Linked DNA regions of Homo sapiens: all the other regions are linked to region 2. Evidence: chromatin loops called from intact Hi-C (ENCODE). Cell type or tissue: GM12878. All regions are shown on one strand.

What was found. A loop is a pair of places that touch in the nucleus more often than their neighbours do. Peaks named below come from ENCODE experiments on the same cell type or tissue, not always from the same donor. Only the 100,000 strongest peaks of a DNase experiment are listed, where the experiment ranks them.
Region 1: it touches region 2 in a loop (4-fold over the local background); 1 of 110 quality-filtered maps calls a loop at or near these places.
Region 3: it touches region 2 in a loop (3-fold over the local background); 1 of 110 quality-filtered maps calls a loop at or near these places.

Annotation. Positions count from the first base shown.
Region 1 is chr10:80,456,835-80,461,834 of GRCh38, forward strand. The region is part of intron 1 of TSPAN14 (tetraspanin 14); the gene reads left to right. Among named protein-coding and RNA genes, the nearest start is that of TSPAN14, 5.0 kb to the left of the region's middle. RefSeq lists enhancers at 1,309-1,388, 4,272-4,351. In GM12878, a CTCF peak has its summit at 2,319; DNase peaks (open chromatin) are centred at 307 and 2,347; H3K4me3 peaks cover 4,124 bases; H3K27ac peaks cover 3,715 bases.
Region 2 is chr10:81,034,242-81,039,241 of GRCh38, forward strand. No RefSeq gene overlaps it. Among named protein-coding and RNA genes, the nearest start is that of LINC02655, 390 kb to the left of the region's middle. In GM12878, no CTCF peak of the experiment used is centred here; DNase peaks (open chromatin) are centred at 264, 1,382 and 2,230; H3K27ac peaks cover 749 bases.
Region 3 is chr10:81,105,812-81,110,811 of GRCh38, forward strand. No RefSeq gene overlaps it. Among named protein-coding and RNA genes, the nearest start is that of LINC02655, 460 kb to the left of the region's middle. RefSeq lists an enhancer at 3,095-3,174. In GM12878, no CTCF peak of the experiment used is centred here; DNase peaks (open chromatin) are centred at 2,990 and 3,250; H3K27ac peaks cover 456 bases.

The sequences.
Region 1 (5,000 bases), 580 kb before region 2:
GGTGGATCACCTGAGGTCAGGAGTTCAAGACCAGCCTGACCAACACGGTGAAACCCTGTCTCTACGAAAAATACAAAATTAGCTGGGCGTGGTGGCACATGCCTATAATCCCAGCTACTTGGGAGGCTGAGGCAGGAGAATTGCTTCAATCTGGGAGGTGGAGGTTGCAGTGAGCTGAGATCGCGCCGTTGCACTCCAGCCTGGGCAACAAGAATGAAACTCCATCTCAAAAAACAAAAAACAAAAAGCAAAACAACCGTGATGTCAACAGCTCCATTTTACAGATGAGGAAACTGTGGTCCCGAGAGGTCACAGAGTAACTTGCTTGAAGTCTCAATATGAGCTGGGTTTTCTCATTTCTTTTTTTTTGATACTGAGTCTCACTCTATTGCCCAGGCTGGAGTGCAGTGGCGTGATCTCGGCTCACTGCAACCTCCGCCTCCTGGGTTCAAGTGATTCTTCTCCTGCCTCAGCCTCCCAAGTAGCTTGGACTACAGGTGTGCACCACCACACCCAGCTAATTTTTGTATTTTTAGTAGAGATGGGGTTTCACCATGTTGGCCAGGCTGGTCTTGAACTCCTGACCTCAAGTGATCCGCCCGCCTCGGCCTCCCAAAGTGCTGGGATTACAGGCGTGAGCCACTGTGCCGGACCAGGTTTTCTCATTTCTAATTTAGACAATATGTTCCTCTCAGAGGTGATTAAAATGGATTCATATACCAAACAAGCCTGGCCCACAGTGGAACTAATGAATGTTTTCAGTGAAGGTGCCCTTGTATCCCTGCCTCTGAACACATCTCATCTGTCCAGCACAGCCTGGGCACATAGCAGGTACCCCGGAACCCCCGCTGATTGGTGATGGAGCTTCTGTCTCCCTAAGGCCAGGGAATGGGAAGACCAGCACTACCACATGCAGAAGATTGGGGAGTCACTGCTTGTGTCTGTCTGGACAGATCACGGTTTGCTGTGGTAACAGCAATCCCCAGGTCTCAGAGGCTTAAAGCAACAGAGGTTTATTTCTTGTTCACACTGCATGTTCATCACTTATCTGCTTTATGTTGTCCTCACTGGGGGGACCCATAGTGATTAGTGGGAACACCCCTGGTGGCTTGGACAGAGGGACAGAGAACATGATGATCCCTGTGTCCTGCCACTGAGTCCTGGTGGCCTTTAAGATGCCTATGGGAAGGGGATTAGGTTCCTGCTGCCTGTCTCTGCCCTGCCGTGTCAGTCCTTGGATATCTTGCATGTTCCATCCGCTACCTGGATGTGGCCTGTAGGGGCAGCCACCTTTCCTAGAAGCAGGAGCAGGTAGCGATACCCAGGCAGGCCTGGTCCTCCCCACTTTTGTGGGACTCGGGGATTGAGCTTGCAGGCATAGGGGTGTAGAAAGCAGTGGTAGCGAGGTGACTGAAGGTGGACTCCCACTGGGGATGGGATTGAGTGTGGGGCTAGATCCCTGGTCTGTAGAAGGGAGTAGGAACCCTGTTAGTTAAATTTTCCCCCTCAGGCCACGTTAGTAGGATTTTGAAGAGTCAGCCACACTGTGGCTCTTGATTTTGTGCCTGGTCACCTGCTTGGTCTCTGGTGATTTCCCTCGGGGCCAGCAGACACTGTTGGAGGTGGTGAGGCCTCAGGTTCTTCTGCTTCATGGTTAACTCACTCTGCTTAGGCATATTTCCACCTTTTCCAGGGCCTCCGTTTTTCTGCCAGTGGATTGAGAGGTGGTGGTGGTCTCCAGCAGTGGTCTCACTCTTGGCAGGCTATCAGAGTACCCAGGGAGCTGCGTAGAATGAAGTTTTGAGAGTCTTTGGTCTAGGTGAATGCCAGCGTTTCAGTTTGCTTATCTTCCATTATAGTAGTGTCCTCTGTAACTGTGAATCAGGGAGGTTATTCATAATATCTCCACATCCATTTTCTCCCTTAATTGCGTATGCTTTTGATTTAGACAGGGCAAGTAGCCATTTTGGTGGAGCGCAGGCCCTGGCAGGGGGGCAGTGTCCAGTGCCGCTCTCAATTAAACGTGAAGATGTGAAGATGAATAACACTGTCCAGCTTGCAGAGTGGACGGTGGTGAGGCAAGCTTTCAAGTTGCACCTACTTTCTAGTTGAGTGACCTACACAAGTCTTTGATTTTTTTTTTTTTTCTTCCTGGAAAAAAAAAGTTGTCTACTTTTCTCATCTGTAAAGTGAGAAGAATCAAGTCTGCCTTTTCTGTCTCACGGGGTTGCAGTGAAGCATTAGTACCCTGAGAAGCAAGATCCAAAGCCCCTGAGTTAGGCCTGACACTGGTGTGAGACAGCTGCCATCTCTGGCGGCACTCAGCAAGTGTTCACCAGCAGCTGATTCTGGGAACCTCACTTCCTCCGCCCTTGGGCTTGGTGGGGTTGGGTAGGGTTGGGTGGGGCTGTGGTTTTCTTTTAGGAGGCAGCAGGCCAGGCCTGGAGACCAGAGCTTAAGTGGGCCTGGGCAGGCTGGGGTTGAAACTCTTCACCCCTTGCGGTCTGTACTGCCTCCCAACTGAGCAGCCAGGGAGAAGGCCTAGAGCCTGTGCCTTTCAGCTAGATAGCTGGAGGAACTGGCTCCTCCCTCCTTAGGCTGTGCTGGCCTGAGCTGGGAGCCTGAGAGCTGGGGCAGTTGTCTCTAAAGTGGCTTCTGGGATTCTGGTAAGAGGTGAGCTCCTGGTGCTGCCTCAGAGTCTTTGTGTTTCCTGGCATTTGGGAGAGCTGGAGTTGGGCTGTCCTGCATGGGTAAGGTTTGGGGAGGGACTGGAACAAGGGGCTAGTGAACCTTCTCTGGGTTTTTCCTGCCTGACTATGCGTTGACAGTCCCAGCTGTTGGGCCTGTGCTCCTGTACACTGCACGGCCTTGAGAGGAGTTCGGAGCCCTAACATCCAGGAGAGAGGCCCCACAGCAGTGGAAGGAAATGGGCCTCTCCCGAATCTCTTGTTTGTACCCCGAGGTCTGAGTGGTGATCCTGGGGATGCTATGGGACTCTCAGCAGTAGGAGTGTGTCTGTCCCCAGTCTGGGTGCCCACCAGCTGTGCTGAGGGTCCTCTCCTGTGTCCCTGGGCCAGGCAGACAGGGTCTTTTTCTGGGGCTTGTTAGGGGAGGTCAGCCACAGCCCCAGACCAAGTAATTTACACACCCTGAGTGAGGGGTGGGAGCAGTGGGTCCAGGAAGACTTAGGGAGCTGGTGAAAGAAAAACTTAATTCTGACACTTGTTAAACTGGTAAGGTAGACTGTATCAGGACTATTACGATAGATGTAGGAATTATCGCAATGGATTTTGCAGTAGAGGGGAGAGAGTGGGCCAACTCCAAATACAACAAAGAAAAGTGGGAACTTATAGCCAAGGAGCGGAGTGTGGGGGCTCCTGAAAATTTCTAAGAGGGTAGGGAAATTTTTACTAAACTTAGCTAACTGAATTCTTGCTGCAGGCAGGCCAGGGTGATCAGGTTTTACCTGGGAGATAGTACAGGATGAGAAATACGTTCAGATATCCAGGGTGATTAGATATTGAGGTTGGGGGATTCTGGTTAACAGGAGTTTTGCTAAAACTAGGCTCTTAGAGAGAATGGAGTTAGGAACCCTAGGTCAGGACCAGATGAGTAGAGGGCTCAGAGGAATAAAGTTTGGTGAGGGACAGAATCTCTGTCAGTATCCCGTGGTTGGCAGTGTCCTGTCCATTCTTCTTGCACTGGCCTGTCCCTCAGGAGACAGGTGTGAGTGGTCCTGAGCTTGGGCCAGTGTAAGAGTAGGGGACAGGTTTCTCTCCTTGTAGGTGTCCCTTCTTGTAAGTGTCACTCTCTTTTTTTCCAGAAACCTTGGTCCTTTTCAGCATCTGCTGGCCCCTTGTCCCTTGGCTCCCTTGCTCTTGGCCTGCTGGATTTCCCCTCTGCACCCAGGAAATCGCATGGACCTGGGTCCTTGTTTCCCTACAGCCCACCAATTTTGCTGCTTTTTTCTGCCCCCTGAAGCTGAGCTCCTGCTGCAATTTGTGTTCCCTGCTCTCCCTGTCCTGGGCAAACCAGTCTGACAACTTTGTGGTTCTCGCTCCCGCCTCCATCAGCCTGGGGATTGACTGTCCCATTTGTCTGAGCTGGGCAGAGGGAGGTGCTGTGGGGGATCTCTTCCTCTTGCCTGGACTGCACACTCCTGCTGCCTTCTAGCCGGAGCTCCTGGGCATTTTGCCTATGGGAGCTTCACCAGCTTCCTTCTGTCTGAGGCCTACAAGTCCCTGCCTCCAGCCTACCTTGTTCCTCCTCCATGAGTGAGGCTCCTCCTTTTCTCTCTGGCCCTCCTGTCTACTTGATCAGACTCTGCCTCTCTTGAGGGCCGGCTCCCTCCAGCCTACCCTGCACAGGTGACCCTGTTTGGCCTGCCTCCTTTTCTTGAGGCTGATCTTGTCTCAACAGTCAGCTTTTCAGGAACCAGGCCCTTGCTGTTGTAAGGAAAACCTGTCGGCTGTGGATGGGGCCTTCCCTCCTTCCTAAAGGCTCTGTAGCCAGCTTCCACCCTTGCAGTGGAACAGTGGTGGTGCCAGAACCCTGCTCTCTGCAGCCATCCTGCCTACCACAGTCATTGTGTTTTGTAACTCTAGTAGCTTCTTGTGAAATACAAGTGATGGTATAAACGTGGATAGGTTTTTGAGGGGGGCATGCCAAAATCAGAGTTGGTGGTAGTGGTGGGGGATTCATTCCCAAGGGCTCTGGGGTGCTAAGTGTGTGAGCAAAGAGGAACAAGTGGCATGTGCCCAGGATGGGGTGGGGCGGGCAGGTTTAGTTGAGGGCTCCTCTGGTGTAGGGTAGCCCTGACGCTCCCCTCCATGGCATGACTGATGAGGTGGCAAAGGCAGGTGCCAGGATTTGGTGTGTTGAAGATTAGTGCCTGGGTTGGGCTCTGCTCACTCCTGCAGAAAGACGGTTGGAGAGGGGCTGGTCTTGGTTTCACAGAGGATTGTGGGATTACAGGCAAGACCTGCTGAGGGCTTGCACTG
Region 2 (5,000 bases):
TTAAGTCCTCAAAAGCAATTGCAACAAAACCAAAAATTGACGAGTAGACCTAATTAAACCAAAGAACTTCTGCACAGCAAAAGAAACTATCAACAGAGTAAACAGACAATCTACAGAATGGGAAAAATATTCTCAAAGTATGCATCTGACAAAGGTCTGATATCCAGAATCAATAAGAAACTTAAACAATTGAATCAGCAAAATCCAAATAATCCCATTAATAATGGGCGAAAGAAACAACAGACACTTCTCAAAAGGAAACATACACACGACCAGCAAGCGTATGAAAAAATGCTCGTCATCACTAAGCATCAGAGAAATGCAAATCAAAACCACAGTGAGATACCATCTCACATCAGTCAGAATGGCTAGTAATAAAATGTGAAAAAAACAGCAGATGCTGGCAAGGCTGTGGAAAAAAAGGGAACTCTTACACACTGTTGGTAGGAATGTAAATTAGTTCAGCAACTATGGAAAGCATTCTGGAGATTTCTCAAAGAACTTAGAACTATCATCAGTCCTGTTACTGGGTCTATACTCAAAGAAAAATAAATTGTTCTACCAAAAAGACACATGCACTCATATGTTTATTGTAGCACTATTCACAGTAGCAAAGACATGGAATCAACCTAGGTGCCCTTCAACAGTGAATTGGATAAGGAAAATATGGTACATATATACCACAGAACACTATGCAGTCATAAAAAAGAATGAAACTGTGTCCTTTGCAACAACATGGGTGCAGCTGGAGGCCATTATCCTAAGTGAATTAATATGGAAACAGAATACAAAATACACATGTTCTCATTTATAAGTGGGAGATAAACAATGGGTACTCATGGACATTAAGATGGCAACAATAGACACTAGGGACTCCAAAAGAAAGGAAGGAGGGAGAGGGGAAAGGATTGAAAACCTAACTATTGGGTACTATGCTCAGTACCTGGGTGATGGAATCAATTGAAGTCCAATCTCAGCATCATGTTTTAAGGAGGTTCTTGTAGTCATAGGGTCTATACTAGTTTCTTATGAGAAGAATATGTGGGTACTTCAGGGAAGGTGAGTAGGTGAATGTGATGTTTGAACTTCAGATGGAGGGAGGTTTATATTTTTCCAGGTTGTCCAGCAGGAAAGGAAAAATATTTTAGAGAGCAACTGACTCCCCGTGTCAAGGCCTTTTGGGGAATGACATGTTGTTTGGGGTGGCTTATTGAAGAGTAGAGGTACAGAGAGAGTTGGAACAGGTGAGAGGTGGGTTTGCTGTTCACAGGGCAGAGAGAGAAGAGTGAGTAGTCAGTGGCTATTCAACATGTGGAACAAGCTGTCATGCTGAGCTGTGTATCATGAAGTTTCAGAGCAGAATAGAAGACAGTCTTACCTTATCACGGCGAAAGCAGAGGCACTTTGTTTCAAAGATGAGAAAATTCAAGCTCTGAAGGAAATGGAACCTGGCTAAGATCACACAACTGTGAAGTTCTGAGCTGCGATTTCAACCCAGGTGTGTCTCACTGGAATGGAGCCTCTTCAAGGCAATGCCCTGTGGCGATAGGAGGTACATGGCCAAGCTGCAGGAAAGGGACACAAAGGAGAGAAATTCTTGTGTTGGACAGAGAAATGGCCATCTGTGCAGCCATTTTTGGGGGGATGGATGTCTGATGGGGGTGCTAGGGTAGAGGCAATGCCGGCAGGGCCAAGGTCCTAGAAGAAGTGTACTCACAGTCATACCTGTGGGGTATAGGTGCCAGAAAAACATAACCATTCAACAGAGTAGTTAGAGTGTTTTTAGCTGCTTGTTAAGAGCTTAGTACTGTGATTATGAGGATTTATACAACCATCATTCAGCATTTTAATTTAAACACTGGAATGCACATGAGATGACAAGCCCCCTTTCCTATGAATGTTCTAGAGGAAGGTGGCATCAGATGGGAGGAAGACAGCACTCAGAAGGTGTGAACTGAGGGTGGGGATGTGGAAACTTGGTCTGAAAGATCTAACGTTTTGGGAGTGGGTAGCAGATGGAGTTGTAGGGAAATGTGAGGAGACTCTGGGAGCCTTAGCAGCTGGCGAGGTTGGGAGGTTGGGGCAAGATCTTTATAAGAGATTTCCACCTTGAAAAATTCCCCATAGTAGGTGTGACCCAAGAACAGCGTGGGAAGCAGTGTGACAGACGCTGGGCTGTGAAGTCTCTATCCTTGTTACCATGGCATCTGCAGAAATGTTGTACTATATACAATAGCCTCCTGAGAGGTTCAGGGGAAATAAGAAAAATGTGGTTATGTTCTGGTTTTGGTTTGCATCATCCCCAGATGCAGAAAAATGTGGGTAGATGAACAATTCAGGCAGAACCAAAAATCAACTAGAGGAAACAACAACAACAACAATGAACTCACAATGATGAGTATGCCAAAGGAACACAAGAACCAATTGAAAATGTTTCCAGTGCCCAAAGTTAGAGTAATCTGAGTAAATACATAATTAAAGCAATATTGAATTATAAATCAAAGTATAAAATAAATAATAGTGAGTTCATACTGATGTAAATAACGATTAAATAAATGAGTGGAGAAGAGACAAATGTCTCATACAGAAGAATTTTAAAAATTTATATAGATATTTCACCCTCAAGGAAGTGGAGCATATTCCTTACTACTTAAGTATGAGGGACACACATGTCCTTCCAAAGAGTAGTGTATGGAAGTCAGGCAGGGAGAACGAGTTTACACTTTAGAAACATGCAAAACACTATCTCATAGGTGACCAAGGTTAACATTAAAAGTGACAAATTATGTTGATAGTACCATTTATATGATGTCATAAGAATGGTGCTTACTTCTGTGGTCTTCCTTCCCCAAACTCTTAACTCCAGTCTAATCTTGAGAGAAATGTCAGACAAAGCCAAATTGAGGAACATTTTACGAAATACCTGACTAGTACTCCTCAAACTGTCAAAAACACCAAAAACAATGGAAGTCTGAGAAACTGACACAGTCAAGAGGAGCCTAGGGAAACGTAACAACTAAGTGTAATGTGGTTCCTGGATGGCATCCTAAAACAGAAAAATAACATTAAAACTAAGGAAACTGAATACAGAGAAAGGACTTTATTTAATATTCACCAATGTGAATATATCAATATTTATCCACAAATTATAACCAACATGTCATACTAATGTAAGATGTTAATAATAGGGGGAAACAGGTGTTGAGTATATATAATATCTTCACTTTTTTGGCAAATAGAAAACTATTCTAACATTAAAAGTTTATTAAAAAATGATGAATTTTTGCCATAACATATGAATAATTACACTAAGTATAAATGGTCTAAGTCTACCAATTATAAGACAAAGATTAACAGGATGTAAACAAAAAAATGACCCAACTGTATGTTGTTTAAATACATTGATTTCAAATATCATAAGTAGGTGAAAGCAATATAACAAGCAAACATTAATCGAAAGCAGGAGTAACTGTATTAATATCAGATAAAGTAGACTTCAGAGCAAAGAAAATTGTCTAAGATGGAAAGGAATATTATTTAATGATAAAAGGGTCAATCTTTTTAGAAGACATAGTAATCCTTAATGTTTATTCACCTAATATAAAGGCTACAAACTATATGAAGCAAAAAGTGATATAACTTAAAGGAGAAATAGACAAATTTACAATTATAGTTGGAGTCTTTAAAATCCCTTCTCAATAACTAATTAAACAACTTAGACACAAATTCAGCAAAGATATATAGGAACAAGTTCAGATGCCGCCAACAACCAACAGGGTCTAATTGCATTTATAGAACACTCCACTCAACCACAGAAGAATACACAGCCTTTTCAAATTACCACAGAACATATTACCAAGATAGAACATATCCTTGGCCATAAAGCAAACAATGAGAAATTTAAAGGAATTAAAACCACACAGACTGCTTTCTTTATCACAATGGAATCGAACTAGAAATCAGTTGCAGGAAGACAATGAGAAAATATCCAAACACTTGGAAACTAAACAACATACTACATAATAATCCATGAGTCAAAGAAGAAGTCTTAAAGGAAAATTTAAAAGATACATTGGACTGAATAGAAATGAAAATGCAACATCTAAATTTGTGGTATTAAGCTAAAACAATGCTGTGAGGGAAATTCATAGGACTAAATGCTTATATTAGAAAAGGGTAAAGTTCCAAAATCAATAATCTAAGTCCCTCAAGAAACTTAAAAAAAAAGTCAAAGTAGACCAAGCAAGCAGAAGGAAGAAAATAATAAAGATAAAATTATAAATTAACAAAATTGAAAACAAAAAATTTTTAAAAAATCAGTGAAACAAAAAGCTGCTTCTTTGAAAATATCAATAAAATTTGCAAACTTCTAGCATGACTAAAAAAAGGTGACACAAAATGCTAATATTAAGAATGAAATAGCAAATATTACCACAGACTCTGAAGGAATGGAAAGAATAGTAAGGAAATACTGTAAACATCTTTACACCCATCAATTTAGCAACTTTGAAAAAATGGACCAATCCTTAAAAACACAAACAACCACAATGCATTCATTATGAAATGGATAATTTAAATAGCCATGTAATTATTATGGAAATTAAATTCATAAGTAGACACCCCTCAAAAAGAAATCTCCAGGTTTAGATGGTTTTACTAGAGTATTTTACCAGATGTTTAAAATAGAATTAACATCAATTCTACAAAGTCTCTGCCAGAAAGAGAATAATCTTTTATGAGACCAGCACAACATGATACCAAACCAAACCAGATTAAAAAAAGAAAATGACAGATCAATATCCCTCTCAAAAATAATGCAGAAATCCTTAATAAGACATTAGTGAATTTAGCAATATATAAAAAGAATTATACATTATGACCAAGTATGCTTTATTACAGGGGTCAAGGTTGTTTTAATATTGTAAAATTAATCAATAAAATCATATTAACAGGCCAAGGAACAATAACATGATTTTATCAACAGATTCAGAAAGAGCATT
Region 3 (5,000 bases), 72 kb after region 2:
TAAGAAAGGGCCTGCTTAATCAAAGAAAGGTATTATATATTTGCAACCTACAATCTAATAATCAATCTAATAATAGCAGTACTTCCCTTTGGGCATGATGGTTGCAGGGGTGGGAGAGCTTCACTGGCTGTTGTACACATAGATTCTCAGAGCTCATAAAAGAAATTATTTTAGTCGTATAATAATTTAATATGATTAATATTATACTTTTAAATATCTTACTTTTTCCTTTATAGAAACATATTTCTTAGAAATGGTAGACTTCATCAATTCCCTTTTTATAGAGGTGAGGAACTGAGTCTCAGAGAAGTTAAGTGAATTGCCCAAAGAATAAACAAATAAGTGGCCAAGATAAGACTTGGACTCAGAGTTTCTAACTCCAAAAGCCACATTCTTACAAGCAATTTCTATTGGACTTTAAGTTTACAAACCACTCTCATATAATCAACTAATTCAATTCTTACAATATTGTATTCAGTTGACATTTTCTACATTTTACTAAGAGAATCTACCAAAAGCTCCTCAGAGTTGGAGCCAGGACATATCCCATGTTGCTTGTCTCTAAATCTCTGAATTTTTAACTGTCACTGCTGAACTTTCTGTCCATCATATGTCCCTGAGAAATAGTGATGAAAAGAAATAAAAGTAACTGTGAGATTTTATTTTCTTAAAGTCAAAATTGTCAATGACAGAAAGATTCTTGTATTGTTTTAATTGCAGCTTCTCAGACCCTCAGATGACAGGTAGCATCAGACAGTTTGACTACTAACCATAGTTATCAGGGAAAGATGTTCTTGAAAGATGTGTTTGTTATGAACTAAATTGTATCTGCCCTAAAATTCATATGTTGAAGTCCTAAGCCCCGGTGCTTCAGAAGGTGACAATATTTGGAGATAGGATCTTAAAGAGGTAATTAAGATAAAATGAGGTCATTGGGTTGGGCATTAGTCCAATAAGATTTGTGTCCTATAAGAATAGGAAATTTGTAAGCAAATTAACACAGAGGCAGGAAATCAAATATCATATGTTTTTACTTATAAGGGGGAGCTAAACATTGAGTACTCATGGACATACAAATGGCAACAACAGACACTGTGGACTGCTAGAAGGGGGAGGGAGAGGAAGAGGTAGGGGTTGAAACACCAACTATTGGGTACTATACTCACTACCTGGGTGATGATGGGATCTGTCCTACCCCAAACCTCAGCAACATGCAATACAGACGTGTAACAAACCTGGACATGTATCCCCAGAATCTAAATAAAAGTTGAAATTCTAAAAAATGTTTTGAAAAAAGAATAGGAAATTTGGACACAGACATGTACAGAGGAAAGACCCCAAGGTATAGGGAGAAGATGGCCAACTGTATGCCAGGGAGACAGGCCTGGAACAGATCTTTCCTTCATGACCCTCAGAAGGGACCAACCCTGCTGAAACCTTGATCTTGGATTTCTGGATTCCAGAGCTATGAGAAAATAAATTACTGTTTTTTAAGCCATCTAGTTCCTAGGACTTTGTTATGGGAGCCCTAGCAATCTACTACAGTATTCATAAATAATTAATTAAACAAAGTCAAACATGGCTTTGTAAGTCTTGGCAAAATAGTACACTATCTTTGAAATGACAAGGAGAATTTCAGGATGAACATGCCTCCAGAAATTACAATTAAAGAAAATTTTCCTAGGGGTGGGAGGAAACTTTTGGAGCTGATGGAGGTCTATGACACAGATTCTGGTGATGGTTTCACCAGTTTATACTTATCTGCAAACTCATCAAATTGTATCCATTAAATGGGTTCTCCTTTTGATATGTTAATTATACATCAATAAAATGGCTTAAATACGCACACACACACACACACACGAATATTATTCAACTTCTCACAGTACGGGATACCAGGATATTGGTAATGTGATCAGTGTTACAGAGATGTCCAGCATTCAAACTTTGAGATTCTATAAGGCTTTGGTTAGATTATAGGGGTAACCTCTCTTCTAGGCTTAAGGAAGCTGACAGCTAGTGCTTGCTTACAAAGGTTTTATGGTAAGCAAGGATAGTGTGAGGTGATAGCAGAAAGCTAATTTTTAAAGTTATCCTTCATTTTTCTTCCATTTTCTGAGCATTTCATTATCTACCTTTTTCACTGTTAATTTATAAGCAGGACACCAGCAGCTTTCCTTTTCTATTGCCGCTAGGTGGCCTGATACAAGTTAGCAGTAATATTTGGAGAATGGCATATCCATCTGCAGTATAAAGTCAATTACTATCACGCCTGTAATCCCAGCACTTTGGGAGGCCAAGGCGGGTGGAGCAGAAGGTCAGGAGTTCAAGACCAGCCTGGCCAATATGGTGAAACCCCATCTCTAATAAAAAAATACATTAAAAAATTAGCTGGGCATGGTGGCGCACACGTGTAATCCCAGCTACTTGGGAGGCTGAGGCAGGAGAATCTCTTGAACTCGGGAGGCGGAGGTTGCAGTGAGCTGAGATCACACCACTGCACTCCAGCCTGGGCGACAGAGTGAGACTCCATCTCAAAAAAAACAACAAAAAACAATTACTAGAAACTGGCTTTTGTAACGCCAAGGAATTTTCCGTCATTCTTCTAGTATAAGGAAGCTCTTTTGGAAATGCAGTGGTAAGAAAGTCCATATGAAATTCATGAGTTTTGAGAGCTGCAAGGGGTGTTAATTCATCCAGTCCAATAACTTTGAACCATGGATGTACGTCATAATCATCCATGAAATTGTTTAAAGTCAAATATACCTGAATGTCCCTTGTTCCATGGGCCCAGGGTGAGCCTTGAGCATTTAGGGTTATGAAAATTGCCACAGGCGATTCTGATGTTCACTCTTGAAGAACCAGGACAACTTCCTCATTTACAGGCCTCACAATGACTCAGGGCTGTCTGGGCTGGAGCAGGCTTGGAGGCAGTTCTGAGTTCCAGCCACCTCCTTTCTGCTGCATCATAATCTCTTAGTGTTCTTTCAGTGTGTTTTGCTGTCCTCACTCTCCCCATCACCACAGCTTTCTCCTAGATTTAAATTTGACTTTGGCAAGAGAGGAGATCAGAAAAATATCACAAAACCTTATCAGATGAATGCTGAGCAATCAGAAAGCAAACATTTACCTCCTTCTCATCTTCATTACCCCCGGTGACCATAATTTCTATTTCATCACCAGCCTGGCTGGGCAGGCCCCTAATTAAATAGTTAGCTTCATCAGCTGCAGGCTTTGAGATAACAGTAGGCACAATAAACAATAGAATGTGACTCAGCTAGGTAGTTGTAGCTAATGAATGACAATCATATACAGAGTTTCAAGTGCACATTTCAGGGGATGCATTCAGTTAGAATATTATTAGTAGAATTGCTAACAGTACTAACCAGAACACTGAGACCTTATCTTTCCTATAATGGAGCCCTCCTCTAGTTTGGAGACCTGATGCAATCAGTCAAGCTTGCTTGCTCTTCTGCTTCCTTTGTGTTCAATACCAATTATAAGAAATATGGTATATAGGGGACCATACGTCTGTTTGCAGGTCTTAAGTATGTAAATTGGATTGTTTATATCTAGGTCTTCTGGAGAAAGACTTTGCTTATGTATTCAATTTATTTTCATTGCTTAGCAGTACTTAGTAAAAAGGCTTTTCAATGACCTCGGAGGCAGGATGGTCCAATCTAGTGGAAAGATCATTTCAGTAGGATCTGAAGACTCAGATTTTAGTTTCAGCTCTGCAAGAAAGAGGAAGGCACGAGTTCTGTTTCTCAAATGCAATAAGTTACTTATAAGGTTTGATCGATGGGTCATTGTGAGATAAGATAATCCATTCAAAAATACTTTGGGGATGACGCACTGTTGTGAAAATATGATGCTATTCTGGTCCAGTTCCATGGACTCATTGATATAGTCATTAAAAATAACACGATTAGCTTTCCAAGGCAATTTTCGGATTTTAATTTGTTTTTTTGAAATATAATATGATGGTAATTTTCTAAGTTTGGAATTGCTGTCTCTTCTATAGAAAATAATTGAAACTGAAAATATAATATAAATGTAATTAGATTTAAATGTCGCTAATATTTTTGGTTCTATTCTGTTGTGCCACTGGGGCAAGTGCCTATCTACTTGCTATGCCTGTAGCATCTTCATGTTTACGAAACAATTAACGTTTCCTAGAACCATTTGGAAAATGTTACGGTATCTTTACTTTGCTCAGCATAAACAGGGAGGCAGAAAGAAGCTCAAAACTATGGAAACTCAAGGGGCGGTGGCTTACCATACTCAGTAGAACCGTATTTATCCATGTTTTCCCCCCAGATCTCCCAATTTATTAGATTCCCACATTAGGAGGAATCATCCCTTCCAAACTGAAACTTTGTTTGTGGAGAAATGTCTTGGGATTGATTACAAAGGGAGAATTATCAAATAAATATTCCACTTTTATGTTATTGTTTTGACTGGAATATAATTGTAAGGTCTTAGAGACACAGAGCAAATATATTATTCATTTGTACATTAATTTTTAAAGGAAAACATTTTAGTCTGATTATGAATACTACAAGCAGCATAATACTAGACAATAAAGAAATGTATAAAGATGCTGGCTAAATCACCCATAATTCTGCTTTCAAGAGTTAATACCATTTGGTGTGCCCCTTAAGACTTCTTCCTTCTCATGTTCACTTAGAAAAAAATATATATCTTTGTGTATGGTTTATAAACAGTGGGATGCTATTACATGCTGTTTTGCAAGACATTATTTTCATTTGATGGAATACCTTTTATTGTTTTCGAGTAAATGCGCCTGTGCATCATCATTTTTCATGGCTTTAGTTTCTTTCCTTTTATGGACTGGCCATCATTTAATTTTCCAAACACTTTTATGAGCCCTGAAAGTTGTTTCCAATTTTTTATTGTTATAAACAATGCTAAACTTTAAGCACTGTTATTTAATGTGAAAAACAGGGCTCAGGCTGTCTGCTGTACAGGCTTTACGT